Regions from separate parts of the Homo sapiens genome. Here region 1 is linked to region 2. A link is an interaction called in ENCODE POLR2A ChIA-PET data of the cell type or tissue named here. Cell type or tissue: GM12878. All regions are shown on one strand. Links, peaks and the distances in the headings refer to the core of each region. The heading gives the core; the rest is flanking DNA. Region 1 has its middle 33 kb from the start of RBBP7. Region 2 overlaps REPS2 (RALBP1 associated Eps domain containing 2).

Region 1 (16,415 bases), core at 4,103-12,102, 130 kb before region 2:
AGTGACCAGAGTCACCTATGCAAGTTCCCTTCACTGCCAAATGAATAAAAGGAAAAAGAAGATTGCAGCCAGGCACGGTGGTTTATGCCTGTAATCTCAGCACTTTGGGAGGCCAAGGTGGGTGGATCACCTGAAGTCAGGAATTCGAGACCAGCCTGGCTGGCCAACATGGTGAAACCCCGTCTCTACCAAAAATACAAAAAAAAAAAAAAAAAAATGAGCCAGGCGTGGTGGCATGAGCCTGTACTCCTAGCTACTCAGAAGGCTGAGGCGGAAGAATCGCTTGGGCCCAGGAGGCAGAGGTTGCAGTGAGCCGAGATTGCACCACCGCACTCCAGCCTAGGCCAGAGAGAGACTCCGTCTCAAAAACAGAAAAAAAAAAAAAAAAGAAGATTGCTAACATCTTTAGGAGACATGTAGAAGGTAAGCTGTAGAGGATTATGGATGGGCTTGGAAACTAGTTTGCAGACTACTGTGGTAATCCAGCAGAGACAGAGAGGATGTGCTTTGGATGGGGTAGTAGCAGTAGAGATATAAGAAGTGATTGTATTTGAGATGTACCAGAAAGATCTTGTAACGATGTTATGTCATTCTTGCTACTTAATTTGATTTTTGTTCTATGAACTGAGGACCCCCATCCACTCTGCCCTGATCGTCTATTTACATTCTCTGAGGTTTATATATCTACAGGACTCTTGAGAAAGTTTCTTTTTTCTTTTTTTCTTCTTCCTCATTCTGTTGCCCAGGCTGGAGTGCACTGGTGTGATCATGGCTCACTGCAGCCTTGACCTCCTAGGCTCAGGGGACGGTCCTGCCTCAGCCTCCCTAGTTAGTAGCTGGGACTACAGGTGCATGCGCCACATCTGGCTCATTTATGTATTTTTTGTAGAGACGGAGTTTCATCATGTTGCCCAGGTTGGTCTTGAACCCTTGGACTCAAGTGATCCTCCCGCCTCTGCCTCCCAAAGTGCTGGGATTACAATCGTGAGCCACCACGCCCAGCCAGGCAAGTTTCTTAAAACCTCCAAGGCTTAGGGTACTCATGTATAAATTGCAGCAATATTGTGGTGTGGATTTCCTGGCAATACCAATGGGTAGCTTGGGAGTTTAGGTCTCCCCCGAATAATCTTCACTGGGTAGGCTTATTCTTAGTTATAGACAACTGACATCTTCTCAATATTTTGAAATTGCTGTGCAAATACAGATTCAAACAGATAGCTATTTCTAGGCACTATATGGAAATTTGGAAGCAGCTATTGTGTGGATATGAAGAAAGTTATTTTAACACAACTTAAATCAACTAGCCTAGTGCTCTGATAGGCACTGGAAAATGTGACTTTCTAACACTTACACCTTATTAATTATTGAAGAAATAATTAAAATGAAAACCAGAATTAATTTCTCACCCAAATTAAAAAAGATAGAAAACAAAACAAAATGAACAACTACAGAAACCCATGGGGCCTTTGAGGCTTTGGTGAAATGACCACTCAGACAATGTTGATGGGTGTGTAAACTGGTATGAAATCCTTCATGTGAGTTGGTGATGTGTATTGGTCCTCAATGATATTCACACCTTTTGATCCAATTGCTCTGCTTCATGAGAATGTTATATGGAATAATCCTAAAGTTGAAGAAACCTTTGTGCTTACGAGGGATTTTTTGTTCCATTTCTCTGGACCGTGAACCATGTATTTCCAAAGTATAAATAAATTTGCTGTCTGAGAAAAGATGCTGCCCAGGTGATGAGGGCCCCAGCCTCTCCAGATCCCCTTCCCAGTTGCTCTGCAGTCCAAACCCAGTCCCCTTAGAAAGCTGCTAAGCCTCAGAAATGAGACTTGGCTGTCAGAGTCGGAGAAATAGTTGAGGAGAACCAGCCCACTCCCATCTCCTGCTGTGATTCTAGCACAGCTTGGGCCCAGCTCTGGCCAGGTGCTCACCCTCTCTGTTTGACCATGCTCCAAAGGGAGGGGCAGGAGCCACAAGTCCCTGACCTGGCCACACCACATGGTCATGCCCGGGTGACTCCTGGCCCACTGCTCCCAGCTGCCATGAAGAGCCAGCCACCCAGGTCCCCTGAGCTACTGCCAAGTGTTAGTGGGGAGTGGCCTGCTTTCAAGCTGCTCCCCTTGGCTGGTCACTGCTGCCTCTGGGCCATAAAGTACTCCTCCTCCCCATTGTCATCTTCCTCCTGCTGGCCGCTTCAGGGCAGTGGCTCCAGGTGGGAACTGGAGCCCAGCCCTTTCAAGGGTTCAGAGCTGTCATCACCTCTGGAGTGCAGGGCTTTGAGGATATTCCTGAGAGGCAGAGAAGGAAGCCCAGCCAGTTCAGGTGGCTGATCTGATCACCCAGCAGATGAGCTGCCAACAGCAAAGTGCAGACTTCCTTCCAAACGCCAGCAATGGAGAGAGTGAGGCTGGAGGGTCTGGAGACCAGGATGAACTCAGAGAAGTCCAAACCAAAGGTGAGATGCCCACCAAGGAAGAGGCTCCCAAGTACCCCAGGAGCAGCCCTGTATCCTGGAAATGAAATATTTCCCCACACATGGACAAATGGCGACTTTCACATACAGCAAAGAGAGGGAAAAGCCCCAGAAACGTGAGTGGCTGCAGGTGGAACATGCTGTCGATGGAATCCTGGAAGCCAAGATCAGCCTTCTGCAGGAATGTCCGGGTGAGGGTTCAGCGAATGCCACCAATGAGCAAGGTCCCCAGCACCAAGGCAAAGCCCTCCACATTGGGCTGTGTGGACTTGAAGGTGAACATGAAGAGACCCCCGGCGATGAGGAGGATCACAAGGACCAGTGTCATTGCAGCTCCTCCAGCTTGGAGATCAGAGAGAAGATTGATGATGAAGAGGACAGCTAAAGATTTGGTTATTGTGAAGCTCCAGTTGGACAACCCTATGTCAAGTGCTGTTGCCAGTGCTGTGGGAGCCACTCTTCTGAGGTAGTAGGTCCAGCTCAGCACCTCGAGGGTCTTGTGGCTGGATCATTCAACCAGCGCCCTTCATTGTGGAAGGCGATGCCTGCCAGTGCAGAAGCATAGTCAACATTGCCTTCCACCCAAAGGTCACAAGAGGGCCCACCTCCCTATCCATGGAAGCTGCTACGCCCTGGATCCTGGATCAGCGGGGGCAGGCACCTCTCTTAAAGACAGTTTGCAGGAAGAGCTGATTGAGGTAGACTATGGCTTTCAACAAGAACGTCACCTGGCTAGAGAAGTCCTCTTCACCTTCATGATTCAGAACCATCAGCGGAGCCCCAGGCAGAGTTCTCACCAAAGGGGCCGGTAGCCTGAGCCAACCCCTTCAGCAGTTAACTGGGTGCAGGGCTCACAGGTCCCCAGGTCTGCTCTGACTAGGGTGCCTACTCTTAAAGCTTTTAAAGGTTTATTACATCATATACCTAATTTTTCAACAACAGCGAAGGAATTATAGTTCATTTGCCAGATCAGATGGACTATTACCCAGCCATTAAACATGGTATATTTAAAGTGTAACATATACGAAAATATACTTTTTTTTTTTTTTTTGTAGAGACAGAGTCTTGATCTGTCGTCTAGGCTAGAGTACAGTGGCACGATCTTGGCTCACTGCAACTTCCTTCTCCTGGATTCAAGTGATTCTCCTGCCTCAGCCTCCCGAGTAGCTGAGATTACAGCCACCTGCCACAACACCTGGCTAGTTTTTGTATTTTTAGTACAGACGGCGTTTCGCAATGTTAGACAGGCTGGTCTTGAACTCCTGACCTCAAGTGATCTGCCTGCCTCAACCTCTCAAAAGGCTGGGATTATAGGTGTGAGCCACTGTGCCTGGCCGAAGATATACTTGTTTAATACAAATTAAAAAGCGGGCTGCAAAACTGTCCATATATATTGATTATAAACATATAGAGAAATCTGGGCAGATAAGATTGGAAATAGGCCAGGCGCGGTGGCTCACACTTGTAATCCCAGCACTTTGGGAGGCTGAGGAAGGCAGATCACTTGAGGTCAGGAGTTCGAGACCAGCCTGGCCAACATGGTGAAACCCTGTCTCTACTAAAAATACAAAAAATTAGCCGGGTGTGGTGGCGGGCGCTTGTAATCCTGGCTACTTGGGAGGCTGAGGTAGGAGAATGGCTTGAACCCAGGAGGCAGAGGTTGCAGTGAGCTGAGATTGCACCATTGCACTCCAACCTGAGCAACAAGAGTGAAACTCCGTCTCAAAAAACTTAAAAAAATAAATTGGAAATAAAAATACTAAAAAAGCTTATAGTAGTTATATTTAGGTAGTATAATTATGAGTGACATGCCTCCTTCTCTCTAGCATTCTGAGTTTCCCTAATGATTATGCATTAATACAAATGATTGATGTAGTATGCATTACTCACATATCTGGAGTGGGTGCTGGCTGTTGGCTAGAGTGATGAAGGTGACTGGATTACATGTCTCTGGAAGGGCATCCTGGCCTTGTCCACAAGGTGATGACTGCATGGGTCCCAGGAAAAACCCCAAAGTGCAAGGACTTTCTTTTTTTTAAATTATAGTTTTTAGCCGGGTGCAGTGGCTCACTCTTGTAATCCCAGCACTTTGGGAGGCTGAGGCGGCTGGATCACTTGAGGTCAGGAGTTTGAGACCAGCCTGGACAACACGGCAAAACCCTGTCTCTACTAAAAATACAAAAATTAGCCAGGCGTGGTGGCACACGCCTGTAATCTCAGCTACTGGGGAGGCTGAAGCAGGGGAATCGCTAGAACCCGGGAGGCAGAGGTTGCAGTAAACTAGGATTGCACCACTGCACTCCAGTGTGGGCGACAGTGAGACTTTGTCTCAAATAAATAAATAATAAATAAATAAATTATAGTTTTAGTGCTTAAGTCTTTCTTTATATATGTGTAATATATTTTTTTTTGAGACAGAGTTTTGCTGTTGTTGCCCAGGCTGGAGTGCAATGGTGCGATCTCGTCTCACTGCAACCTCCGCCTTCCAGGTTCAAGCAATTCTCCTGCCTCAAGCCTCCCGAGTAGCTGGGATTACAGGTATGCGCCACCATGCCTGGCTAATTTTGTATTTTTAGTAGAGACAGGGTTTCTCTATGTTGGTCAGGCTGGTCTCAAACTCCCGACCTCAGGTGATCCGCCTGCCTCGGCCTCCCAAAGTGTTGGGATTAAAGGCATGAGCCACTGTGCCCGGCCTATATGTATAATAAATTATATCTTATTCAGAAAAATGCATAAAATGTTCTGTTTTACATTTAGATAAACATCATATAAAGTTCTTTAGACTGGAGGCTCACAGTAATGAACAGACATTGTGCATTTCATAGTCTCCCTGTGGTGCTCTACCCTGACTTCATTTGCCTTCTGTCATCAGAGGTGACCACTATCTATCATTCTGTGGATATTTTTTATGGCCTTACTATCCACTATTTATCACCAAGCAGTGTTTTATTTAATGTTGCCTCATTTGCACTTTCCATGAAAGGAAGTAAATGGATTGGCATCCCTTTGTTTTTTTCCCCCTAGGATATTTCACACCTGCTGGTGTCTGAGTCTTGGACAACCCAATTTGCTCATCCATTCCATTTATTATAGTATTTGGCTTTCTTTGATTTTATGTTCTTCTCTTATGAAAAATGTTGCTCGAACCATACTTAAGTTTGCAAGTGCCTATACATAACAAATTTTCCACATTAGAGAAAATTTGCTGGGCTGTAGGTTCTGGGAAACTTCAAGATTACCAGTAATTTCTAATACAGTGTATGAGTTGACCCTTCCACCATTCTTGCACATGTGTCTATTTATTCCATATAATTGGCAACATTGGAACTATCTAATGTTTTAATGAATTATTTTTGTCTATCTAGTGTATGTGAAATGGGATCGTCTTGTGTTTTTATATTGGTTTTTACTAATTAACTATGAAGTTAATAAATTTTCATGTATAGTCTTTGAACTTCTGTGAAACAGTTTCCAGTCAATGTCTTACATTTAGTTCATTTGTTTGTTAGTTTCTCTCAATTTCCTTATGTACTCTTATTATTTCTGTGCAGGTTTGCTGTGGACCTGCTTTCAACTCATCAAATACAAAGGAGTCCTATTGCTGGATCATAGTGTATAGTGTCTTTATTACTGCAGTGCAAGCACTTTCCAAGTGTCATGTTTGTTATTTACCCACTGTCCAAAGCAAGTCACGTGGCCAAGCTCAAGAGTCAGAGTGGAGAGAACTACCCAACGCAGGGATATAGGGAGGGGGATGATGGTACCCATTTTGAAGAGATCTACCCAAGGCAGGGATATAGGGAGGGGAATGATGGTACCCATTTTGAAAACAATCTATTGCAGTAATCATAGACCATAGTAATTGCTCAGAATCAGGATGATTTAGGCTAGGAAATAAATAAAAATGGCCAGCCCATGGCTTCTGCGTCCCTCTAAGATAAAGTTCAAAGTCCTTAGCTGTGATACATGACTACCTGCTATATGTTATCTCACTATAATGCCTTCTCCCCACCTCAAAACTATAGAGAATGGGCACACAGAGCTTTTTTAATGGGGAATGCACCTTGCTATTTCACACCCTGTATCATTGCTCCACACCCTGTATCATTGCTCCTGCTGGTTCAACTGGCATATAATCCCCCACCCTGAGTCCCACAGACTAACCCACCATTGATCTTTGAACATCTTTAGAGACACAACAGGATTTACCTCCTCAAAGAAGCCTACCCTCTGCTTTGGATAGAATTGAACATTCATTTCTTTGGAAGTCATAGAGCCACATGCAGTTTTTTTGTTTTTGTTTTTTGAGACAGGGTCTTGCTCTGTCACCCAGGCTGGAGTGCAGTGGCGTGATCACAGCTCACTGCAGTCTCGACCTCCTAGGCTCAAGGGATCCTCCCTCCACAGCCTCCCGAGTAGCTGGGACCACAGGCACGCACCACCATGCCTGGCTAAATTTTTATTTTTAACATCTTTCTATGTTGCCCAGGCTGGTCTCGAACTCCTGGGCTCAAGCAATCCTCCCGCCTCGACCTCCCAAGGTTCTAGGATTACAGGTGTGAGCCACGGTGCTGGCCCAGATTTTTAATTTTACACCTAAATAACTTTAGTGCTCATTTGTTAATGTGCCCGTCTCCCTTTTGGTAGACTCTAAGATCCTCAAAGGTAGGGACTATATCTTTCTTATATTCATATTTTCCTTCCTTCCTTCCTTCTTTCGTAGATGGAATCTTGCTCTGTCATCCAGGCTAGAGTGCAGTAGCGTGATCTCGGGTCACTGCAACCTCCGCCTCCCGGGTTCAAGCAATTCTCCTGCCTCGGCCTCCTGAGTAGCTGGGATTATAGGCGCCCACCACCATTCCTGGTTAATTTTTGTAGAGACGGGGTTTCACCATGTTGGTCAGGCTGGTCTCGAACTCCGGACCTCAGGTGATCCGCCCACCTCGACCTCCCAAAGTGCTGGGATTACAGGCGTGAGCCACTACGCCCGGCCAGTATTTTCATGCATGGATAGTTGTTCAAATTGATGCTTTGGCAGAGGTGGTGGTGGGGCAGTCATTGGAGAGTCCTATTCCACCATCCTGCTCCGACTTCCCCCATTTTATTTGCTTTGTGAAACAACAAGCTGGAAATACTGAAAACTTCATAGCAAACTTTGTGAGAAAGAAACCTACTACTACTTAACACTGAAAACAGAAATATATAGCTTTGGGCCAGGCACAGTGGCTCACGCCTGTAATCCTAGCAGTTTGGGAGGCTGAGGTGGATGGATCACCTGAGGTCAGGAGTTCAAAACCAGCCTTGGCCAATATGGTGAAACCCTGTCTCTACTAAAAATACAACAATTAGCTGGGCCGTAGTGGTAAGTGCCTGTAATCCCAGCTACTCGGGAGGCTGAGTCAGGAGAATCGCTTGAGCCTGGGAGGCGGAGGTTGCAGTGAGCCGAGATCGCACCACTGCACTCTAGCCTGGGCAACAGAGTGAGACTCTGTCTCAGAAAAAAAAAAAAAAAAATTTTGCAGCCCTAACAGAAACAAAACTCAGCTTGACATATTAAATGTAGAAATCATTACCTAGGTAGAAAATTTTAAACTTTGTCAAGTTTCTTTAGAATGGACACCCATTAAGAGTTATAACAACATTTAAATTCAGAAAATCAATCATCTCAAAAAATTTTAACAGCTCAAATATTTTTCATAATTATGTTTGTGAAAGAAATGAAAACGAAAAGCCCAGGAAGCAGGGTGATACTATTGCTAGTTATAATTTCTATTTTTAACACCCTAAATTTCTTAGTTCTCATTTCTTCTTGCATTTCAGCTTGTGGTTGGCTTTGCAAAGCTAACATTTTCTTTGGTGACAGTTTTTAAAACGTAAGCCAGAAGACTTTGGTCAGGAGCTTCCCCATTCCATAGAACATCTGAGAACTTAAAAAAAATGGTATTTAAATTGCACTAAGAAGATAAAGTAGTGTGATATTTTGATAGGTGCTTATTTTTGTTTTGTTTGCTTTTAACTTCTGGACCTATCCCAATGTTTTCCAGGATCCTCAGAACATATGGGTGGTCTTTTCTTTTAAAAATATATATAAACCCGGCCGAGTGTGGTGGCCCATGCCTGTAATCAGGCTGAGGTGGGAGGATCACTTGAGCCCAGGAATTTGAGACCATTCTGGGCAGCATAGTGGGACCCTGTCTCTACAAAAAATAAAAAATTAGCCCAACATGGTGGCACATGCCTGTGGTCCCAGCTACTTGGGAGGCTGAGGCAGGAGGATCACTTGAGCCTGGGAGTTTGAGGCTGCACTGAGCTATGATCATGCTACTGCACTCCAGCCTGAGTGACGGAGCAAGATACTGTCTCCAAGAAAAAAAAAGTAGGGGGAGGGCGGTTTTTTTTTTATTACAGTCTCTTTCAGCAAGAAAATAAAAGCTTTCCCAGAAGCATCCTAGGAGAATTCTTCCCTTCATTTTGTTGGCCAGTGTTGGGTAATGTGGCCATTATTAGATGCAGGGGGTCTGGGAAAGTGGATAAGAGGAGCATAATAGCTAATGTCAGATTGTTCCCTAAATAAAATGGGAGTTGTATCAATAAACAGAAGGTTTGTGGAGGAGGTGGGGATGAGATGGCAGTTAGGCAGGCAAAGTACATCACCTGCCATGATGCAATATTTGTGTAGCTAAAAACTTGTAATGCGGTTAGATAGAATGAATATGTTCTAGTGTTCCATAGCACAGCAGGGTGACTGTAGTTAATGATATAGTGTGGATACTTGTTCCCACACAAATCTCATGTGGAATTGTAATCCCCAATGCTGGAAGTGGGGCCAGTGGGAGGTGATTGGATCATGGGGGCAGATCCCTCATGAATGGCTTAGGCCATCCCCTTCATGATACGTGAGCTCTTGCTCTGAGTTCACATGAGATGCTTTGTTTAAAAGCATGTGGCTGGCCGGGTGTGGTGGCTCACGCCTGTAATCCCAGCACTTTGGGAGGCTGAGGTGGGTGGATTGCCTGAGCTCAGGAGTTCGAGACTAGCCTGGGTAACATGGTGAAACCCCATCTCTACTAAAATACAAAAAATTAGCCGGGTATAGTGGCATGTGCCTGTAGTCTCAGCCGCTTGGGAGGCTGAGGCAGGAGAATTGTTTGAACCCGGGAGACGGAGGTTGCAGTGAGCCCAAATCGCACCACTGCACTCCAGCCTCGGTGACAGGGGGAGACTCCTTTTCCAAAGAAAGAAAAAAGCATGTGGCAACTCTCTCCCAACTCTCTCTTGCTTGCTCCTGCTTTTGCCATGTGACATGCTTGTTCCCCCTTCACCGTCTGCCATGATTGAAAGCTCCCTGAGGTTTCACTGGAAGCCAAGCAGATGTCAGCACCATGCTTCCTGCAGAACCATGAGCCAATTAAACCTCTTTTCCTAGTCTCAGGTATTTCTTTATAGCAATGCAAGGACAGCCTAATACAGTTAACAGTAATTTATTTTATACTTCAAAATAGCTAGAAGAGATTTGAAGTGTTCCCAATACAAAGAAATGACAAATATTTGAGGTGATAGATACCCTGATTTGATCATTACACGTTGTATGTATGTATCAAATACCTAAATACCCTGATTTGATCATTACATGTTGTATGCATGTATCAAATACCTAAATACCCTGATATGATCATTACACATTGTATGCATGTATCAGAATATCACATGGACCCATCCCATAAATAAGTGCAATTATTGTGTATCAATAAAAATGTTTTGGTTGGGTGTGGTGGCTCACGCCTGTAATTTCAGCACTTTGGGAGGCCGAGGCTGGTGATTCACTTGAGCACAGGAATTTAGGACCAGCTTGAGTAACATGGTGTAACAGTCCCTACAAAAATTACAAAAATTAGCTGTGATAGCATGCACCCAGCTACTCAGGAGGCTGAGGTGGGAGGATCACTTGAGCCCAGGAGGTGGAGATTGCAGTGAGCAAAAATCTCACCACCGCACTCCAGCCTGGGTGACAGAGCAAGACCCTGTCTGAAAAAAGTTTTAATGGTAAATTACATTGAATATCAGTCAAAATGGTGACAGCAATTATTCTATAGTCCCTTACTACTAAAGTGGGATCCCTGGTGAGCAGAATGGGTGTACCCTGAAAGTGTTAGAAATGCAGAATCAGGGTCCACCCTCGACCTACTGAATTAGAATTTGCAGTTTAACAAGAACTGCACGTGATTCCTATGCACACTAAGATTTGAGATGCTCTAGCCGAGGTGACTCAGTACAATATGCCTAAAATACTCTAGATCAAGCAATTTGCTATTGTGAAATAGGGACAAATTGGCATCAGTACTCAAAAGCACAGAAAATAAAAGTCCAAATATAAGAACAGTGAGCAAAAATCAGAAAACTTTGAAATGTTGTAATGTGAGCATAATACGATAGATACAGGAGAAGAAAAGAGATTATTTTTTCGGTCAAGTGGAATGAGACTTACCTGATGGCCATTGTATCACACCCTAATGTCATATTTATGATTACATTCAGTAATATTAAGTTCCTTACAGCATATAAAAGTGCCATTTAATAAGTCTTCACCAGCAAAGATGGAATAATCAAGCATTCAAACTGATTAATCCTTAAGTACAAAGATGAAGCTGGTGTCACCAGTGATAGCCAACATGAAAGTTAGATGAACTGCTGTAAACCTACCTCATAAGACCACGACTTCCTCTCTGTAGGATTTTAATTCTTTATTGAAACACTTTGTAGTGGGTGAAAATGAAGTTTTCTCATTATCTTTTAATGAGCTCTTACAGTATATTTTATGCCAATCATTCTAAAGTATTTTAAGACTCACTGATTATTAATTATTGATTATGCTTGTTGCCTCAGCCTCATTTTTTGAGAATGGAAATACTAATGATTTTCAATGTTGCCCCAGGCTAGAGTTCATTTAAAAGCAAATACATTGGTTTTTTTGAAACATTATTTATAATAGACCATAGTCTATAGTGGTCATGCTTGTGGTGAAAGTGCTTATAGTACATACATACCCCAAAGTTGGAAGTAAAACGCTAGAGTCAGCATTTTACTTTGGGAAGGTTATACCAATTTATGTGAGCAAGCATATTTGCTTTTTAATGGTGAAACTGGACCAGCATAGAAAACTATTTTAGCTAAATGTATTGCTTGAATTGATCTGTTTCATCACAGAACTCTTCCAGGCAGCAGACTTGGAGAACTGCTTCTTTAAGGGAAATTAATGCAGACTGTAAAAAAAAAAAGGCAGATAGAAGGCATTAAAAACAGACACTTCATGAAAGAAGACATAGGAATGTCCAAGAAGTACACGTAACAGTGCTCATCATCGTTAGTTAACGCGGAAATGGAATTAAAACCCAGTTGAGATACCACTATGTGGCTAAAATTTTGAAAAGCTGACAATGCCAAGTAATGGCAACAATGTGGAGCAACTGGAATTTTCTTGAACTGCTGGTAGGAACTTAAAATGGTACAACATGGATCACCTGAGGTCAGGAGTTTGAGACCAGCCTGGCCAACATGGCAAAACCCTGTCTCTACTAAAAATACAAAAATTAGCCAGGCGTGGTGGTGGGCACCTGTAATCCCAGCTACTTGGGAGGCTGAGGCAGGAGAATCACTTGAACCCAGGAGATGGAGGTTGCAGTGAGCTGAGTTCTATAGTGCCACTGCACTCCAGCCTGGGCGACAGAGCAAGACTCTGTCGCAAAAAAAAAAAAGTACAACAATTTTTGTCAGTTTCTTATAAAGTTATACATACATCTACCCTAGGACCCATGAATTCCTTGCCTAGGTATTTTCTCATGAGTCATGAAACCATTTGTCAAAAACAAACAAACAAACAAAACAAACAAACAAAAAACCCCGCACAAAAATGTTCATTAGCAACTTTCTTCCTAAGAGCCCCAAACTGAAAACAACTCAAATATCCATCAGCGGGAGAATTAATAATCAAAGAGCAGTATATTGATACAATGGAATACTACTGAGTAATAAAAAGGAAATAAATAGGACACATGCAACAACATGAATGAGTCTCAGAAACATCATGTTGAATGAAAAAAGCCATTCTGTCAGAGTCCATGTAAGTGAAATTCTAGAACAAGCAAAACTAACCTATAGTGATAAAATCCAGAAAGTAATTGGAGGGACTTGCAGGGGTGGGGAGGGTAGGTACATGGGGATTGAACGGAAAGAGGTAAAAGGGACCTCTAAGATGGAAGAAATAGTCTATGTCAGCCTGGCCCAGTGGTTCAAGCCTATAATCTCAGCACTTTGGGAGGCCAAGGCAGGTGGAACGCTTGAGCCCAGGAGTTTGAGACCAGTCTGAGCAACATGGTGAAACTCGTCTCTACAAAAAATACAAAAAATTAGCCAGGCATGGTGGTATGCACGTAGTCCCAGCTACTCTGGAGGCTGAGGTGGGAGGATCACTTGAGCCCAGGAGGCAGAGGTTGCAGTGAGCTATGATGGTGCTGCTGCACTCCAGCTTGGGTGACAGAGCAAGACCCTGTCTCAGAAAACAAAAAATGAAATATTCTATGTCTTGATTTTGGTATTGGTTACACAAGTACATAATTGTCAAGACCCATAGAACTGTATACTTAAGATCTATGTAGGCCAGGTGCGGTGGCTCACGCCTGTAATGCTCGCACTTTAGGAGGCCGAGGTGGGCAGATCACTTGAGGTCAAGAGTTTGAGACCAGCCTGGGCAACATGGGGAAACCCCGTCTCTACAAAAAATACAAAAATTATCTGGGCATGGTGGCATGCACCTGTGGTCCCAGCTACTCGGGAGGCTGAGGTGGGAGGATCAATTGAGTCTGGGAGGTCAAGGCTGCATGAGCCGTGTTCATACCACTGCACTCAAGCCTGGGTGACAGAGCGAAACCCTGTTTCCAAACAAACAAACAAACAAACAAACAAAACAAAACAAAACAAAAACTATATGTTTTATATCAATTATACTTCAATTTAAAAAGTAAGACCCCCCTTTCGTCCCCATGCTGCCAAAGAGGATGTCTGCCCAGACAACCTAACTAGTGCAAAAAATTCTGTTTCAGCCAAGTCCCTCTAGGTAAGACATAAGTTCTGTTGGACTTGAACTCCAGGTAGGAATTAACCAACATGCACTATGGCTCTATCCTATCTGAACCTGAGGATCCTGTGGTTTAACTAACTTACTCTGGTGTTTTAGTAAAAGCTGCCTTTCCTACCTCAATTTTTATTTTCCTTTTCTGTCTTAGCTTTTCTGGTCTTTTGATTACAAACATTTGTTGACAAGGCATGATATATATGAAAAAAATGTGTTGTCTTTTTTGAGACTTATTCCATCTCTTTTTTAAAAAGAAAGCACAATGGTGTGTTTGACTTTTCTTTTCTTTCTTTCTTTCTTTCTTTTTTTTTTTTTTGAGATGGAGTTTCACTCTTGTTGCTCAGGCTGGAGTGCAATGGCGCGATCTTGGCTCACCGCAACCTCCGCCTCCCGGGTTCAAGCGATTCTTCTGCCTCAGCCTCCCGAGTAGCTGTGATTACGGGCATGCGCCACCACACCCAGCTAATTTTGTATTTTTAGTAGAGACAGAGTTTCTCCACGTTGGTCAGGCTGGTCTTGAACTCCCGACCTCAGGTGATCCACCCGCCTTGGCCTCCCAAAGTGCTGGGATTACAGGCGTGAGCCACCGCGCCCAGCCCTTTTCTTTCCTTTTTTTTTTTAGAGACCGTGCCTCACTCTTTGCCCTGGCTGGAGTGCATTGGTGCCATCATAGCTCACTGCAGCCTCGACCTCCCAGAGCTCAAGTGATCCTCCCACCTCAGCCTCCTGAGTAGCTGGGACCACAGGTATGCGCCACCAAGCCCAGCTAACTTTTTTTGTTTGTTTGTTTTAGTAAAGACGAGGTCTCCCTGTGTTGCCCTGCCTGGTCTCAAACTGCTAGGCTCAAGCGATCCTCCCTCCTTGGCCTCTCAAAGTGCTGGGATTACAGGCATGAGCCATTGTGCTTGGCCGTGTTTTACTTTTCCAACTGCCAAATTTGATCCAGTGCAGTTACTTAATTAGATTAGATTACTGTTTATATTAAACTCAAATAATGATTAAATTGAAAAATTTCGTGAAAAGAGCTCACAAATGAAATCAGCCGAAATCAGCTAGTGCTTGTCTTAACCTATCCTTGGCTGTGTATGCTGCCTTATCCTCAGAGGGCATACAAGGCTGAGCTGACAGATGAATGACCCCTGTTAATGGAGTACAGATAGTTCACAGAAGCCATATGTGATCAGCAGCACTTGCAAATGTCTCGCTTTCAATGCTGCCGCATGGCAAGAACACAGGTGGTGTCCTCAAGAGGTCTCCCTCTATGCTGTTTGACCTCCACAGCACACTCTTCACCTGCAGCTTCAGAATCCAAGGTCTATCCAGAAGACAGGATATTTTTTTAAAAAACTTTAAAAATAGAGATATAACATACATACAGTTGTGACAGCTAGTCAGCAAAGATGGCTCCAATCTTCATGCTGTGGCAATCCCCTCCCACATTGAGTCAGGCTGGCCCATGACTTGAGTTAAACAAGAGAATGTGGCAGAAGTGACCGTGGGCCAGTTCTGGGCCAGGCTTTTAGAAGCATTGGTAGGTTCTGGTTCCTTTCTCTTGGAACACTTGTTTTTGGGAGCCCTGTCAGTTTGGATCATCCAAGAAGCAAACACCAAGACTGAATTATATGTGCAGGAGATTTATTAGGGGAAATGCTACTGAAGGATAAAGGGCCCCCGGCCAAATGCACCAATCTTATGTGCAAAATTAATTGAAGTTTTTGCCATTACTTTCAACGGCAAGAGCCACAATTACTTTTGCATCAACCTAATACATACAGCTCAATGAATGTTTACATATACAAATCCATATATAAAGATCACTCGGGGCCAAGGGTGGTGGCTCACACCTGTAATCCCAGCACTTTGGGAGGCCAAGGCAGGTGGATCACCTGAGGTCAGGTGTTCGAGACCAGCCTGGCCAACGTAGTGAAACCCCGTCGCTATTAAAAATACAAAAATTAGCCAGGTGGATGGTGCATGCCTGTAGTCCCAGCTACTCAGGAGGCTGAGGCAGGAGAATCGCTTGAATCCGGGAGATGGAGGTTGCAGTGAGCCGAGATCGTGCCACTGCACTCCAGTCGGGGGGACAGAGTGAGACTCATCTCAAAAAAAAAAAAAAATCAATCTGATCAACATATAGAACATTTACAACAACCTAGAATGTTCCCTTATGGCTCCCTCCCCAGTCAATGCCACTCCCCGACATAGAGGTAGTCACTCTCCTGAGTTCTATTGCCATATATTAGTTTTACACATTCTTGACCTTCACTTAAATGGAATGATACAGTACATACTTTTTAGTGTCTGTCTTCTTTCACTTATTGTTGTGTCCATGACTCATCCACATGGTTGGGTGCAACAGGAATTTGTTCCTTTTTTTTTTTTTTGAGACAGAGTCTCACTCTGTCACCGGGCTAGAGTGCAGTGGTGAAATCTCGGCTCACTGCAACCTCTGCCTCTTGGGTTCAAGTGATTTTCCTGCTGCAGCCTCCTGAGTAGCTGGGGCTACAGGCGTGCGCCACCATGCCCAGCTAATTTTTGTATTTTTAGTAGAGACGGAATTTCACTATGTTGGTCAGGATGGTCTCGATCTCTTGACCTCGTGATCTGCCCGCCTCTGCCTCCAAAAGTGCTGGGATTACAGGTGTGAGCCACCGCGCCCGGCCAAATTTGTTCTTTTTTATTGCTGTATAGTTTTCTATTTGTATGAATATGCCATACTGCGTTTACCTATTGCCCTGTTGTAGATGTTTCTGGGTTTTGGCTCTTATAAATACAGCTGCTTTAAACATTCTTATATAAGTCTCT
Region 2 (16,415 bases), core at 2,839-10,838:
ATGTGGCTGTGTAGGTTCCTACAGAGTGTGTCCTGGGAATACAGAGGCCAGATCCTGAATGGTTAGGATGATAGTCAAACTACCAGTGCATACTGAGCTTTACAGCAGTGTGACTGGGCTCACTAGACCCTTTCTACCTAGCCCCTGGCTGGCATGGGCATGGATGCTCATTTGGATTGGCACCCTGTGGCTTCTCTTCTAATCTCCATGTTCCCTTTTCTGCTGACAAACATGCTTCATGAGCCCTTCACTCAACTAATATTTAGTGAACACCTATTAAGTGCCAGGCACTGTGTTGAGAATACAAAAATGAGGTATAACACTAACAGTTTCTGCCCTCATGGAGCTACTGGAGAGATGGTCATTAACCAAACCACCACAAAGTAAATGTATAATTATGATATGGGATATCAGTAGGAATTACACTGTACTTTAAGGATGAAAATGGGCATGGGGTATGACCTAGCCTTGAGGGGCAGGGGCTGATCAAAGAAGGCTTCTGGTGGGGGAGCAACATTCGAGTTGGAATAAGGGTACATGGGTGTTATCCAGGTGACAGGGTGGGAGTGCGGGAGCAAGGTGACAAGATGGAGGGAACCGCATATACAAAGACATTTCCTATGGGTTTGCCATTTTATGAACATTATCTCTTTCAGTGCCCACAGCTATCTTATGAAATAATTAGTGTTGTTATCCCATTTTCAGATGTCAGAACCTGAGGTTTAGAGACCTTATTTAATTTGCCCAAGTTCACAGCTAGGAAGTGGCAGGGCTGGAGTTCAAACACTGGTCAAGGTTCCTCAGTCTCTGGCTCAGGAACCAGATAGATGGTGGTGTCACCTGTTGAGCTAGGAAGCCCTAGATGAAATACTGGCACTGGGGAAAGATCACAGGTTCAGTGTTTGATGTCAGGAACTGAGGTTTTGAGATAGTCCAGAGAAGCTGTTGAAGAACTGGTAGATTACATGGGTCTGGAGCTTGGGAGAGAGCTTAGGCTGGACATAGGTATTTGGCAGCAATTGGCTATCAGAAGGTCTCATGGTATAGTGCAGAAAAAACCAGACAGGTGCTCGCCCAAGTCCAGCAAAACTCTGTGTGACCTTGGGCAAGTTCCTTCTCTTTTCTGTAATACAAATGACTTCGAATGGATTTAACAGCCCATTGTAACAATCAGCAACAGTCCGATTCTCTTAATGTGTCTGTGGTTTTCATGGCTGGTGTGTTTTTCTTTCCTCTGTTCTTAGGTTTCCTTCTTATGCCTGTTAACTTGGTTTGGCTGGACTCCGTGTTCCAGAAAGCAAAATGCCAACCTGGATTAGTCATGTAGATGAGGGGATTTGAAGTGAAGGTTCTTGGTGATAAGGGATTAATGTTTACTGGGCATGGTGCTAGGCCTAGGCTGGGGTGACTAATCCCCCTCATGTTGTCACGTTGATGTGCCGATGGCAACCTTCTTTCTCTTCTAACTAGTTCTCTGGCCTTGTATTCAAGTTCTTCCTGCCTGATTACAAGGGGGCATGTCCTCTGGGTCCTGGGGGAAGCCTTTAGGGACTCCCAGCCAGTGCTGTTGCAACCCATGGTGTTGGCATTTTAGAGGTGCTTATGCCAATCCAGTGCCTAAACATTGGAATGATTTGTCTTTTTGCTTACTATTTTAGGAATTTCACTTTTGTTCGGGTGTTGGATTTTTTTCCCTTTGAAATTTCAGACACTAAGCATATCCTATGTTGGTAGATGATTGATAGTGCTTTGTAAAGAAATTATAAGACTTATTTTCTGCTTCATCTGTTATCATATGTTTAGATGTTGTTTTGTGGTTTGTTTTTCACAAATTACCCTCAACATCTAGATGATGTAGTCATTTGTAATTTTGCTGGCAAAAGATTTAGAATTGCACGCTTTATTCCTACTGTTCTCAGCTGCCTCTGTTTTTGCCAGGGTCATGAGAAACTTTATGTTAAGCCGTTGTCTTTATTGTCTCCTTGGCAGCTGTGGACACTGACCATCTTCTCGAAATGCTCTCATCATTTGGTGTCCATTATGCCTGCTCTCCTGGTTTTCCTCATGCTTCTATGGCTGCCCCTGCCTCATTTGTTTCAATCCTCCTTCCTCTGCCCTCCCCTTGTTATGCTGGAGACTGCTGGGCCTACTTCTCACTCTACTTACTCTTTAGATGTGTGGATGCTCATGACCACATAGCACCATCTGCCAGACATCTTCACTCTAATGTTCCACTGTCACTTTCAGCTGACATGTCTTTCTCATAAAATCAGCTTTCACTCTTCCACTCCTAGCTCCACCCACCCATCAGCACAGGCCAGAATGCTGGTCATTGTCTTTGACTTCTCTTTCTCTCCTTATGCCTGTTCAGTCCCCAAGTCCTGACCATACCACTTTTCAAATAGCTTGTGTCTGTCCATGCCTCTGTACTTCTTCGTTCAGGCCATTATCCTTTTCACTGATTGTATTGTATTAGCCTCTCTCTTGTTTCTTCTTGCTTCCACCCTTGCCTTCTTCCAATTCATTATTCTCATTGCACACAAAAACAATCTTAAAAACACAAATCTAATCATCCTGCTGACTTGATTGAAGCCTGTCCCTCTCTGCCCATGGCTCTTAACATGTCATCCATGTTGCTGTCTGGCCCTCGCCTACCTCCTCGGCCACAGCAGCTCACTGCCGCTTTCCCTCCACTCTCTGGCCATTTCCCGGATGGTCAGTGTTCTCTGCGTGGGAGCCTTACTCTTCACCCTCACTTTTGCCTTCTTTGTTTTCTCCTTTGTCTCAATTCATCTATGCTTTTTTCCCCATTAAGAACGTGAAACGTAAGTGTTTTCTGATATTTTCTTGTATATGCGATGTTTCCTTTTTTTTTCATTCTTAAAAAGAAAAAGATCTATTGCTTGTCAGCTCATTTATGTGTGCAACTCAGCCAGAGGGATGGGCGTCTGATCATTATTGGTTTCCCATCTCAGAGGCAACCAGGGTTGCCTGTTTCTTTTGTATCATTCTAGGAACATTTTACGCATGTACATGCAAATATAGGTATTCATATATATTAATATGTGTGTGTATGCACTATATGTATTTATATATTTATTTATTTTTTTAGACGGAGTTTTGCTCTTGTTGCCCAGGCTGGAGTACAATGGCACCATCTTGGCTCACTGCAACCTCCACCTCCTGGGTCCAAGCGATTCTCCTGCCTCAGCCTCCCGAGTAGCTGGGATTACAGGCATTCTCCACCATGCCCAGCTAATTTTGTATTTTTATTAGAGACGGGGTTTCTCCATGTTGGTCAGGCTGGTCTTGAACTCCTGACCTCAGGTGATCTGCCCGCCTCGGACTCCCAAAGTGGTGCAATATATTTTTACCTGAATTTAGGGAGACATGTTTGGCAAATGAATATATTCTTCCAGCTAGATTGCACTAGAAAAAATTATCTTTTATTTAAAACCAAAACACATTCACTTTTCAAACCCTCAGGATACTGTTGTGATGTTTTCTTTGCTTTTTGGAGGGATGAAAGTAACAGTTTTCTAGAACATATTCTCAACACTCACTACTCTTCTTCAGAGATGAAAAAATGACAAACAGAATTTAGATACCTCTATTACTCTACCATTCCTCAGGGGGCTTAGCTATATTTTTGGTGTAAGTTTTCTAATGATCAGGTAGGGGAGGGGATGTTAGGCATTGTTAGCCAGCACCATATTCATCTCGAAGTGCATAACTTGAAAAATGTTTATTTAACTTAGTTATCTCCTTTCCTCCTCATCTCAGTTTCTTGCCGTACCTCCTCCCCTAGATATAACTGCAGGTACTTACGGCCAGAAGCAGGTGATCTCCACTCCTTGGGTCCTCTTGGAACCCAAGAGAAAAGGCAAGTATATGAAAGATGATTAAAGAAATGAATATTCCTGAGGCTCTGTCAGAGTGGTGTTGGCCTGAGTCAAAAGATAATTGATAGTCACCACAAATAAATTGTTCATTCTAAGAGCTTTGATGAAAACAGCAGGAAATAGCCTTTGGGGGAGGCTGATATTGCACCGAGAGATCTTCTTGTGGCATGAAAGATATTTTATGGGTAGACTGGACCAGGATGCAAGCAGGATAAGGAGAGCGGAGGAGTGAGAATGACTGATGGTTTGGGATGGGATTGAGTGAGGTGGGTTAGAGTTGAGTCATGAGAGAGTTGGTCATCTGAGTTTGGAAGAAGAGTGAAGCAGGTAAACAAGCGGGGCATACTGGGTACTGTCTTGGCTACTCTGGTTGTCTAACCTAATACTCAGCCCAGGGAATTGACCCACAGAGCAGGTCAGGCCCGCCCGGATTCTTTTGGGGTTCAAGAATTATTTACCAAGGCATTACTTGGTAAGTAAGTGTTCATACGAACGTGTGTGAGCTCTCAAACACACTTGTTCTTCAGAGCAAATACAGATTTTAAAAATATGTCAAACATTCAACAGATACAAAAGGGCACAGTGAAAACTGTCCCTACCATTTCCCCGCACAGCCACTCATCCCAGGGGCAACTGATATGACCCATTTATTTTGTATAGTACTATACAAAACATTTATATAATATTGTATATGAATATCTTTTTTATATACAAGTGAAAATAGGTATTATATATAATTACATGTAATATATGCAAAACACAGTTATGCTTTTTTACACATATGGTGGCATACTATACATCTAACATGCATTTAGCACTAACAATAAGCTTTATTAACGTTCTATAGCAGCACATAAAGTACTTCCTCATCTTTTTGTTTTTTACAGATGCATAGTATTTCCTTGTCTGCGTCTTGTGTAAATCATTTAGCCAGCCCCTTTTGATTGACATCTTGTACTTGCAATCACTGCGTTGTTTGCAGATATATGGGAGACCAATTCCTAGAAATTGAATTATTGGGTGAAAATGCCTATATATTTGTAATTTTTGATAACGACTTTCAAATTGGAGGTATAGCAGCCTATGTACTTGCCAACAATATATGAAAATGTCTGTTTTCTCGTACCTTTGTGAAAACAATGTGCTAACAAATTTATGGGTCTTTGCCAATCTGATAGGTGAAAAATGATAGCTCACTGTAGTTTAATTAGCATATCTCTTTATTAGTGAAGTGAAATATCTTAAGTTTATGAGTCACTTGTATTTCCTTTTCTGTGAACTGTTGATTCATATCAAGTGCCCCTTTTTCTTTTGAGTATTGGTTTGTCATTCTTAATGGCATGAAACCAGAAGCTGGTCTGTCTTTTCCTTTGGACCAGAGATATACTGGAGTGTGTGTGGAAGATTTCTCCCTGAGTGGTGAGAGGAGATGCTGGCACCTGAGGCTCTCGAAGGAGGTTATGGACCCCAGCTGCTTCCCAGTTCTGGAGAACCCCAGGCCTGCCTGCAGTGCAGATTTCTTGTTTATAAGGTCATGACAGTAAAGTTGAATTACTTAGTTTATGGGTAGAGATTAGGGCTAAAAAAAAATCCTCTGTTGTTAGAGATGGTAAATGTCAACACTGTGTGTGTGCGTTGATCTCTCAGCATTGCTTAGACAGCTAAATTATGTTCCTTTCACTGAAATGGGTGGGAGGAGGAGATAGAGGTAGAGATAAAGATAGATAGAGGGAGAGAGTATAAGTGTGTGTGTGTGTGTGTGTTAGGAAGAGTGAGTTTGATGCCTTTTCTAGGTATGTATGTGCCTTATTCTTGAGATCTTCTTTCACCAAATTCATTCCTCGTTTCATTTGAGACCCCAGCTGGACGTTTATACCATCTCCTAAGGGGTCAAAGGTTAACATGTCCTCCAGGTGTCCTACTTCACTGAGTCTACTATAGAACCCACATATACCTGAACGGACACTATTGCCACAAGGAGGTCCTATTTTTTCATAGCCTCCAGTCTCCTGCTTACTTATTTTCTTCACCTGCTTGTAGTTCTCTTTCTGATTTTCTAGCCCTTAACTTTTGAGGAAGGATTTCTAGCTCTTAACTTTTGGGGAAGGAAACATTTAATCTCAACTGATACTGAAGTTTATTTTCTCAGTGCCAATCTTTTCTACTTGTTTCTTTTTTCTTTTTTCCTTTTCTTTTCATTGATTGATTGATTGATTGATTGAGATGGAGTCTCGCTCTGTTGCCCAGGCTGGAGTGCAGTGGCGCGATCTTGGCTGACTACAACCTCTGCCTCCCAGGCTCCAGCAATTCTCCTGCCTCAGCTTCCTGAGTAGCTGGGACTACAGGCGTGCGCCACTGCGCCTGGCTATTTTTTGTATATATTTCTTTTAGTAGAGACGGGGTTTCACCATGTTGGCCAGGGTGGTCTTGAACTCCTGACCTCAAGTGATTCACCCGCCTTGGCCTCCCAAAGTACTAGGATTACAGGCGTGAGCCACCATGCCCGGCCTCTACCTGTTTCTTAGTGTATTCCTCAGGTGCTCACTGTGTACCACACTTCTTGACAATAAAAGAGATGTTTAGTTAATTTAGCCTCCCAGAGGTAGCTGAAAACACTGGTTTGAACTGCTGGTTCCAGGCAGTACTTTGTAAATCTGGAAAGGATAGTAGCTTATTCCCCAGGACCTTTTGGTCTCAGTTATATGCCAGGCTATGGATATGGAAGACTTCTTTACAACTGGCACCATTTTAGCCCCTGGGCCCATCAGTCTTTCCCTTGATCTCAGGCGAGCAGGGAGTGTCATGCCCCCCCAGTTGCCTATCCCAACAATAGTCACTACTGACTGAGGTGCTTCTTTGGTCCCAGTGCTGTGCTGGCCCTTTTCAGTCCTCCCAACAATCTCACAAGGTAGGTATTATTACATCTTCCATTTGTCCATTTGGAAATACTTAAGTGGCTTCCATGAGTCAGCCACCATGCCAGGGGTACACTGAGGAGTACACCTATAGCCTCTTGCTCTCTAGGTGCTTGCAGTCAAAAGGAGGAGATAGATTTGAATCAAATGATCCCACCTATGCATGTGGAATTAAAAACTGACAATTGCCCTAAAGGCCTTAAAACATGGTACCATGTAGCAAAGGAATCCAGCCTATAGCTAGAAAGTGAGAGAAGGCTCCTTTAACAAAGTATGTGTTGAGCTGAGCTGTGAAGGATGAATAGAAGTTAACCAGGCTAAGGAAGGATGGTCCTGGGAGGTGAGGAGAGGAGTGGAGTGTTTCCTGTAGAGGTAAGAGCCTCTCCAAAACCGCACAGCAGAGCTGGGCTGCTGAGAGAGCTTTGCTTCTGTCACAATCAGAAAGCTACAGCATTGGGAAACTGCTGCCCTAGTGTCAGCTCCAACCAGATCCACACTACAAACTACCTTGGCAGCCAAATGAAAGCTTTGTTCCCTGCCTGTAACTTGGGTCTGCATCCGTCTTCCGTGGGTGTATTTGTTGAGTGGAACCTAAGTCCTATTTGGAATTCTAGCAGCAAAGGTGTTTTGACAGTGGAGTTTTTAGCTAGCCAGCTTGTGCAGTGCTGGGACTTATGCTGACGGGTGGAATGGACTCGTGACCCAGTCTCTACCATATTTCACAGGGAGAGCAGATACATTTGAAGAACTGAAAGAAGGCAGCTGTGGCTAGAGCCTGGAGTGGGAGGGAGATGAGGTCGGAGAGGGAGGCAGGGCCCTGTGGGCTATGTGACTGCCTTGCAGGTGGGAGCTGATGGCTCAGAAGTTAATTTACTGGTTAGTAAGTGACCATGCCAAATTGGAACCCAAGTCTGTCTGCCTCTGGAACCTGTACTCTTTTTGCACCTCCAGTCAGTAGCCTCATTCTCCAAAGCATTCTTGAATTCTGTCCAAGTTGTGGATGCATCTGTTTCCCATCTGAACTCAGACTGCCTTGAGTGTGAAGGGGAGAACGTAGTGAAGAGACAGGCAGCCTTGGCCTGACCAGCAAGGACAGGGGTGGGAACGTCATCGCTTCGTTAATGGAAGTCTGCAGCCTTGTCAGAGTCTCCTCTTACTGCTGATTTCTCATTTTTCTTGGCTTTCTCCTCTAAGCAGAGCACAAAATCCTGATAATAGTGAAGGAAAAGTGCCCTTCTGGAACAGCAAATCTTGGCCCCTGAGGGGAGAATTGGAGGCAGTGGTTACTAATGAGCATTTCTTATGTTAATCAAAATACTGTTAGCGCCACATACTGCAATCACAGTAAAATGATTACATACCTGGATTGTATGGCTAGCTCTAGGATTCTTTTGTGATGACGTGCCAGATGCTTACCTGCAAAAATTATGTGAGAAATAAAATGGTGCTCTGTCAGTATGATTTAATAGTTCGCCAGCCAAAATCTAAAACTAAACTAGATGATGGGGAGGAAGGTGTAATACAGCATAGTCATAGCTCAAGCACAGATCCTCAATCTGCAAAATTGCAGCAATGATTTAGGCATTGCAGTGAGGTTCTTTTTGTAATAAATGCTCTATTTTTACAGGATGGATGAACAGATAGAGATAACTATAGAGCTTGATGATCAAGTGTACGTACTTTGGACCCAGTTTGTATTCTGGCTCTACCATGTGCCATAGGTGTGTGGTCTTGGTAAATTACTTCCCTTACCTAATCCTCAGTTTCCTGTTCTGCAAAATGGGAATTACCGGATTTACCTCGCAGGGTTGTGAAGATGAAAATTGATTGTGTGCATTAGGTACTTACAGTGCCTGGCACTTAGCAAAGCAATGAATGCTTGTTACCTGACATTCTTCTGTGTCTAAGTGATCGTTTCAAAAAGTATAGCTTATTGTAATAAGCAGCAACTGTGTGTTGCACATTAGGCTCAGAGAGATTCCTACAGTTTGGCAGTCAGCCTTCTGAACTATTGAAATTAGATCCCTAAGTAAGTTAGGTAATATGTGGTTAAAGGCATCTTTGTGGGTTTATTTCCCTGAAGAAACAGATAAGGTTAAATTTCTCTGTTGGGACTTAATTTTAACTAACTTCTCTACAGAAAAACCAAATTATTTATTGCAACTTCCTGTGAATCTATAATTATTTTGAAATAAAGACTAGAAAGAAGGAGTTTTTTAAAAAGTTCTCTGACTTCAGAGGTAAGGGAGAGGGCTCAGCCTTTATAGTGTTGGATGACATTATGTGATAAATGCATATAAAGTTCAGCTTCAGTCAGCTTAAGAGAACTCAGGTTAACCTTTCTCTGTCTCTAGACTGGGATTGAGAATTTTTTCGAATGTTTGTTTGTTTACTCATTCAGCAAATAACTTATTGAGTGTTTTGTATGTGTTAGTGACTTTTCCAGGCATTTGGGATATAGCAGTGATCAGGATAGACAAAATTTTCTGTCCTCCTGGGTTTTATGGGATAGCATGGGGTAGGGTGAGAGGCAGAGCATAAACAAGATTGATCAAGCATAATTTGGAATCGTTTCATGTTAAAACAAAATTGCTAAGCTCTGTCTCCTTTTCTAGGTCCTTTTCTTCATTTCTCATTGAACACTTTCCCCACAATTTTACTTGAGCTGTCTTTTCTTTTTAACTGGGAATCTCCTTCAAATCCATGGAAGATGAACCTATATTACTCAAACACAGAAAGACTACTATAAAAATGAATCAGCATCCTGGTCCTATAGATTGTCTGCATAGATAATCAAATTAGAATGAGAAAGTTGTTTGGGCTCATAATGGTCTAATGTCATTGGTCAGATTGCAAAACCACAATAGCTTCAGGCTTCCATCTCCAGGATGGGCTTTGTGGTTGTGAAGGGCAGATCTTCCTTTCCTTTGGGTCTTGCTTGAAGGATACATTCATTGAGGGAACAGCTGCTATAACAAATAGGCCCCACATTTTAATGACTTTGCACAGTAGGTATATTTCTCACTAATATAATAGTTTGGCAGGCCGCTGTCCTCAGCATGGTGATTCATGCACCAGAGCTCCTTCTGTCCTGTCACTGTGCCATCGTCTGTTCAGTGGGCACATAGGAAAGAGAGTAGAGGAGTGCTACAGGGTACTAGTCCTGCTTGGAAGTAGGGTAGGCCACTGGTGCTCACATTGCAATGGCTACAACTCAGTCACATGGCTGCATGTAACTTCAAGGGAGGCTGGAAAATGTCATTTCTGGTTGGGCAGCCACTTAGTGACACCTCTACACCAGGCATAGTAGAGCATGAATTATTGGAGGAGTCTGCTGTAATCCCACCTATCAGCACTGCCACCACTTGCTTCTGTGACTTTTTTTTCTCAGCCCCATGACTGACCAATTTCCTTGATCTTTCTTTAGACAAATTGATATTCACTTGGGCTATAGTGTAGTCTCACCAGCCCATTAGCTATCCTTTTCTTTACAGTAGTCAAGTCTTCTCACATCTTTGCTAATGAGATCGTTTTGATCAGCAATTGCCTTGTGGTAGTCTTATTTCCAAAATATTTTTGGCGGAGGAGGCATCCTCAGATATTCACTGTGGGCTTAGTATGAGCTTTTGCTACTCCAAATAGTTTGTTTACTAAGGCACTAACAGGACACTGTTAAAAGATCATTACCCCTCATAGGTGAAATGGCTGGACTCTAAAACAGCATTTATAGGATGCCTTCGGGGTAGGTTTATATTTTAAACAGAAATGTTCTATGATTGAAACAATACACACACCCTTCTTAAGTTCTCTCCAACAATGCTTCCTTGCAATTCATATTATTTAGCTTTGTTTGATTTTTAAGATAGTTTGATAGTAGGGGTAAATGTTACCTTTTGGGATTTTATTAATAGTATTACTTTTTAATGAGTCTTTTGAAGTCTTTCATTATAAACAGCCTGCTTTCCCCAGAGATAATAACTTGCCATGCCAAATATTTGCATTTCACTTGAAACAAAACCAAGGGGTTGAATGTTTTAAATATAAGCAAATCTAATTCTCCTGTGTCTAGAGAAACTGTATAATGAACCATATGTATGTGGCTTAAGCAGACAGATGTGAAAGATTTCTCCCTCTCTCCTTTTATTTAAAAAACAAAACACTGGCAGAGCTCAAAATTGGCACCAAGTAGCAAACATCTCTGCTCAGCCAACAAAACCACTGGAGCTGGAGTTGATGGGGGGAGGCCTCTTTAGGGTGCATGCAAAAGTGGAGCTTTTCCTGGTCCTGGCTTCTACTTGGAAAGCTAAGGCTCCACAGCTTATTTGCCCTCATTTCTCAGTGCCTTCAGGCTTCAAAATGAGCCATTCTCAGGTGACTGACTTTTCAGATCTTTGAGAAGATTGTTGTGGTTGATTGTTGGACTGGTTCAGAAGACATGGGTCCACGCATCTGGGTCCTGCGGTGACATGGCCTCTAGCTGCTGACAGAGTGGTGCTGAGCTACCAAACAGACTCATAGGCTTCCTTTCACAAAGAACATCATAGGGCAGTGTTTCCACATCTCTTGCAATACAAGACATACCTCTGAACTTCCTCAAGCTTGCCAATAAGTAGAGCTCACACTACCTTTTAGTATCTGTGATGTACCTGCCAGGGACTATAGGTGGGATAAAGTATCTGATATGGCTCCTGTCCTTCACATTGAAACCTGGGTGAAGATGTTTAGGAACACTTTAAATGTTCAAACTGTGGTACTTACCATGACTATCATAAAGATTCATATATATTTTTTTGAGACAGGGTCTTGCTCTATCACCCAGGCTGGGGTTCAGTGGTACGATCATGGCTCACTGCAGCCTTGACCTCCTGCGCTCAGGTGACTCTCGCACCTCAGCCTCCTGAGTAGCTGGAACTACAAGTGCATGCCACCATGCTTGGCAGTTTTTAAATATTTTTTGTAGAGATGGGGATTTGCCATGTTGCCCAGGCTGGTCTCAAACTCCTAGAGTCAAGTGGTCTGCCTGCCTTGGCCTCCCAAAGTGCTGAGATTATGGGTATGAGCCAACATGCCCAGCCAAGATTCATATTTTTTAAGACGCTCAAATCACTTGGCTTAGTAAATCAATTTCAAGCATACAGCGAGAAGCAAGGGGAAAGAGATGGGGGGGTAGGTTAGCACACTTAGTGCAAACCAGTAGAAGGGCCACTCTATGGGTTACACAGAACTCATGTGCCCTCTCCCTTTGTCCTAAGGCCTTTCTAGGTTTAGGAGTAGGAACTCTCCTTGCCCACTTAAGTTTTCTTGGAAGAGGGGTTGGGTTCTCATGGGAATCTAAGAAATGAGAGCCAAGGAATGGCCCACTGGTCTGTAGGGGTGGGAGTTCTTGGCTGTTCATGCTTGTTCTACTGTTAACAGGCCTTGCCCTGGTTGTGTTAAGTTTGCTCCACTGTCCACTTATCTTTAGGCTTCTGCAGCCTTTCTTGCCCCCCCCCCCGGCTTTGTGTCCTTTCTGTACCTACCTCCCAGCTTGTGCTGATGCTTGGTTCTGGCGCCCTCATAACTTTAAGTCCCACCTACCCTTTCTCTATACTACAGCCCCACTGAGCATCTGTTTAGGGTCTACTTTCTCTTCTCATTGGCCTTGATATTTCTCATCCACATTCCCAAGAATGAGCATCTGACCTAAGCCCTTGTCAGAGCATCTCAAAGGCCAGTATACTGTGTGCCCATGAACCCTTACTCCCACTCAGGTGACGCCAGGTGTGAGGTGGGTCATGGTGCCCACACAAGGCTGCCAGGCCCACCTTTGCAGCAGAGCATGGGAACGAGCAGTGCCGTCTGTCATGGCCGTGGGTACGGCAGGTACATTGGAGGATTTGAGCAGGGGAAGAGTGTTCTGGGAAGAAGACAAACATCTTACCCCTGAGGAGTGAGCATGTGCAGTCGGAAAGCCTGCTGAGAGGAGGCTGGGGTGCGAGGCTTCTGAAGGCCAGGTGGAGGAGGTGGACTTTTCTGTTAGGCAGCAGGTCATCTCTGCAGGCTTTTAAGCAGAGGAGTTAATCACCCCCTTCTGTTCATTCCTGATTTCTGTTGTTAGAGTAGACCTGAGACCTGCCTGCTAAGAGGCCACTAATGCCACGCTGGAGTGAGGTGATGTCAAGAGGAGCTAGAAAGCAGATGGTTATGGCATTGAGGAAAGAGCACACATGGGCTGACAGGGACAGCTAAGCAGCAGCTTCATGAGCAGGAGGGAAAGGGCGTGTTCTAGGGGAGCAGCAGCTTCCATGTCAGACTCAGGAATGCAGCAGACCCAACATCCAGCTTGGAGATTTCTTCTCTTTTTCTTTTTTTTCAATGGAACTGTATTTTCGCAAAATGTTACAGATCACTTATAGCAAACAGAATGGTGATGGTCAAGGAAACTGACTCTGGGCTCCTTTTTGACCGCAGCAGCTATGTGGAAGCAGCTGCAGCTGTGATAAGGGCCGCCCAGCATGGATATTTCTGTGTCTTCGTTCACTGGGAAGTGGAGGGACAGAGCTTCCGACCCACATCCCACCTTCTTCACGAATCATCTTTGCCACCAAATCGTTGGCTCATAGGTGTCTGTTCTTGTCTTTCCTGCCCATGCCTGGCTTTTAGGTTCCTTTGCTCCAGCTCTTTCTGTCAGGGCTGACCTGGAGGGCAGTGCTCCTGTGAGTTCTCCACATTATATCATGGCCGGTAATCTAATCCAATTCAAGCTGACATTCTCCACCCTATGTTCTACCAATGGAACCTGGTCAGACATCTGGGCTCATTCAGGAAGTGCTGCTAGGGCATGGCTCTGGAATTTGGTGGGAGTATTTTGGAAGGTTGTGTGGTCTGTTTGGTTGTTTAGTGCTCGGACTGGATTTTGATTTTTTTTGCTTTACTTATTTTTACTGAGACGGAGTTTCGCTCTTGTTGCCCAGGCTGGAGTGCAATGGCGCGATCTCGGCTCGCTGCAACGTCCACCTCCCAGGTTCAAGTGATTCTCCTGCCTCAGCCTCCCGAGTAGCTGGGATTACAGGCGCCTGCCACCACACCTGGCTAATTTTTTGTATTTTTTTAGTAGAGACGGGGTTTCACCATGTTGGCTAGGTTGGTCTTGAACTCCTGACCTCAGGTGATCCACCCACCTCAGCCTCCCAAAGTTCTGGGATTACACGTGTGAACCACTGCTCTGGGCCTGTTTATTTTTATAATAATAAGAGGTTTTTGAAAAAAATTCAGATAGATGCAACCCAGTTAAAAAAAATCCCGGTATACAAAATCCTGCCTTTGAATAAGAGATTAAAAAAAGATGGTCATTATTTGCTGCCTGCAGGGGTTCACTAAGGGATATGGGTAAGTTCCCTTAGCTCGGAAAAAGGATAATAATTAATACCCGCTTACATCTCCAAAGTCTTGAGGTGCTCAAACAAGTAGGAGTGTGTGAAATGCTTTGTACATATCAAAACACTCTGTGAAATTTAAGGTATTAACTAATGGATAATGACTTCTTGAACATTTAAGAGTGGTTTGATTTACGTTTAGTAGAAACTCATCTAGTATGAAAATGATACATTTATTACAAATGATTAACAACCCTACAGCTCTCAACCTCTTTATGTAACCTTCCTTCTGACTAAAGGACCCAGATGACTTTGAGGAATAGCCTGTTTGCTGGGTGCATTCTCACTCAGCACTTCTGGAAGTATCCATTCTACAGTTAGTATTTCATCTCATTGTCCTGGCCTTCCGAAAGCACCCTTAACCCAAGGTGTGAGATATCAAAGTAATACATATTTTACTTCAGAGATGACATCTCAAGGTTTTACAGTAGCTCAACATTTTCTAGTCTCCTTTCTCTGAACATTGTCAGAGGGGAGACAGGCGTTCCTGGGAAGAATTAATTCCTGGAATGGTGTGTGTGTGTGGGTGTGGGGAATGGGAGGAGATGGCCGGCCTTCTTTTCTAGGGTTAGTGGGTGGAATTGCCCGCCCAATGATTAATTCCCTCCTTGACAGTGTGTTCAGAAGCAGGCACCTTGATGGCTCTTTAGCAGCAATACCCTCCTCTTCTTTCCTAGCCTCCTTTTGTCATAAAGCCTCATCTTTTTTATTTATTTTTATTTATTTTTTTTTTTTTGAGACAGAGTCTCACTCTGTTGCCCAGGCTGGAGTGCAGTGGTGCGACCTCTGCTCCCAGGTTCAACTTCTGCCTCCCAGGTTCAACCTCTGCCTCCCAGGTTCAAGTGATTCTCTTGCCTTAGCCTCCCGAGTAGCTGGGATTACAGGCACGCACCACCATGCCTAGCTAATTTTTGTATTTTTAGTAGAGATGGGGTTTCATCATGTCGGCCAGGCTGGTCTTGAACTCCTGACCTCGTGATCCACCTGCCTCGGCCTCCCAAAGTGCTGGGATTACTTGCGTGAGCCACTGCACCCGGCCAAGCCTCATCCTTCTGGTGTTCACCTCTTGGTCCTGTTAAGGTGGCCCTTGGCAAGTACCTCTTTAGTCTTAGGGTTCATGGGAGGGATAGAACAAAGGCCCACGCCTCCCCCTAGCATCGACATTTCCCTTCGTCTGCCAATGCCTACCATAGCTTTGTTTTCTCCCGCACTGCTTCCCTGGTTTTCTAGGCTCTTAAATCCTCAAATTTGACTTGCATGCCCTCTAGTGGCAGGTCTGATGCACCCCTTGTTACCCTGTTTATTGTGGTACCATAACAGCTGTTCTCACCACCCAGCTCTGTTACTAAATATTGTCTGTAATTCACAAATGCCAAATGAGAGGTTCAGTGGTCCTGACTTGCCACTCAAGTAGGAGCTGGAAATGTGGGATTTGAATTGGAGCTTTTGATTCCTGGATTTATACAGCATTTCAGTGTAACGGCAACAGTAAAAAAGATGTGGTTATAGTTGTTCTAGTTTCTTTTTTGTCATTTAAAAAGAATCCAGATTATTTTACTATCCACTCAGCTAATCTGAAAGAATGAAAATGTGAGGAATAGTGGAAAATAAGAATGATCATCTTTTTTTAAACCCTTTATTACAATTAGAAATTTTTTTGTCACTTACTGAGTATTCAGTATTTCATGCCTCAGTCCTGTTAACTTTGAAGAATACAAAAAATACATAAAGCATGATGTCTGCCCCTAAGTTTCTGTTCTAGTTAGATTCTAGTTATGAGGCAGTTAAATTTCTTCACCTGAGGAAAAAAATTAAGCATAACACATGATAACTTTTATTGGTGTTTAATTTTTCTACTTCTCACTAAAGACAGGTTCTCTGAGCATTTACTTTTTAATTTATTCTTACAGTCCTTTTCAGTGGAGAGGGAACTACAGGATAACAGCAGTTACCCCGACGAACCCTGGAGGATAACAGAAGAACAGCGCGAGTACTATGTCAATCAGTTCCGATCCCTTCAGCCAGACCCAAGCTCTTTCATTTCAGGTAAGAATGTGGGCTCCCTAGGCATCACTCTCACCAGAACATAGCCACCATCTTGAGAAATCATTCACGCAAAATGAGTATGGCAGCCTTCTGTGATTTCAGTTTGTTTTTCATCTAAAGTCGAATTTCTTATCAGA

What was found. Peaks named below come from ENCODE experiments on the same cell type or tissue, not always from the same donor. Only the 100,000 strongest peaks of a DNase experiment are listed, where the experiment ranks them.
Region 1: POLR2A ChIA-PET joins it to region 2 with 6 read pairs; 2 of 35 experiments call an interaction of 5 or more read pairs at or near these places.

The regions. Positions count from the first base shown.
Region 1 is chrX:16,895,514-16,911,928 of GRCh38, forward strand. It overlaps the pseudogene SLC35C2P1. Among named protein-coding and RNA genes, the nearest start is that of RBBP7, 33 kb to the left of the region's middle. In GM12878, for the core only: no CTCF peak of the experiment used is centred there; a DNase peak (open chromatin) is centred at 8,346; H3K27ac peaks cover 1,825 bases.
Region 2 is chrX:17,031,205-17,047,619 of GRCh38, forward strand. It overlaps REPS2 (RALBP1 associated Eps domain containing 2), which reads left to right. Exons shown (of 18, transcript NM_004726.3): 6 at 16,143-16,278. LOC124905266 (small nucleolar RNA SNORA16B/SNORA16A family) reads right to left here and starts at 13,307; the gene lies at 13,176-13,307. In GM12878, for the core only: no CTCF peak of the experiment used is centred there; no DNase peak of the experiment used is centred there.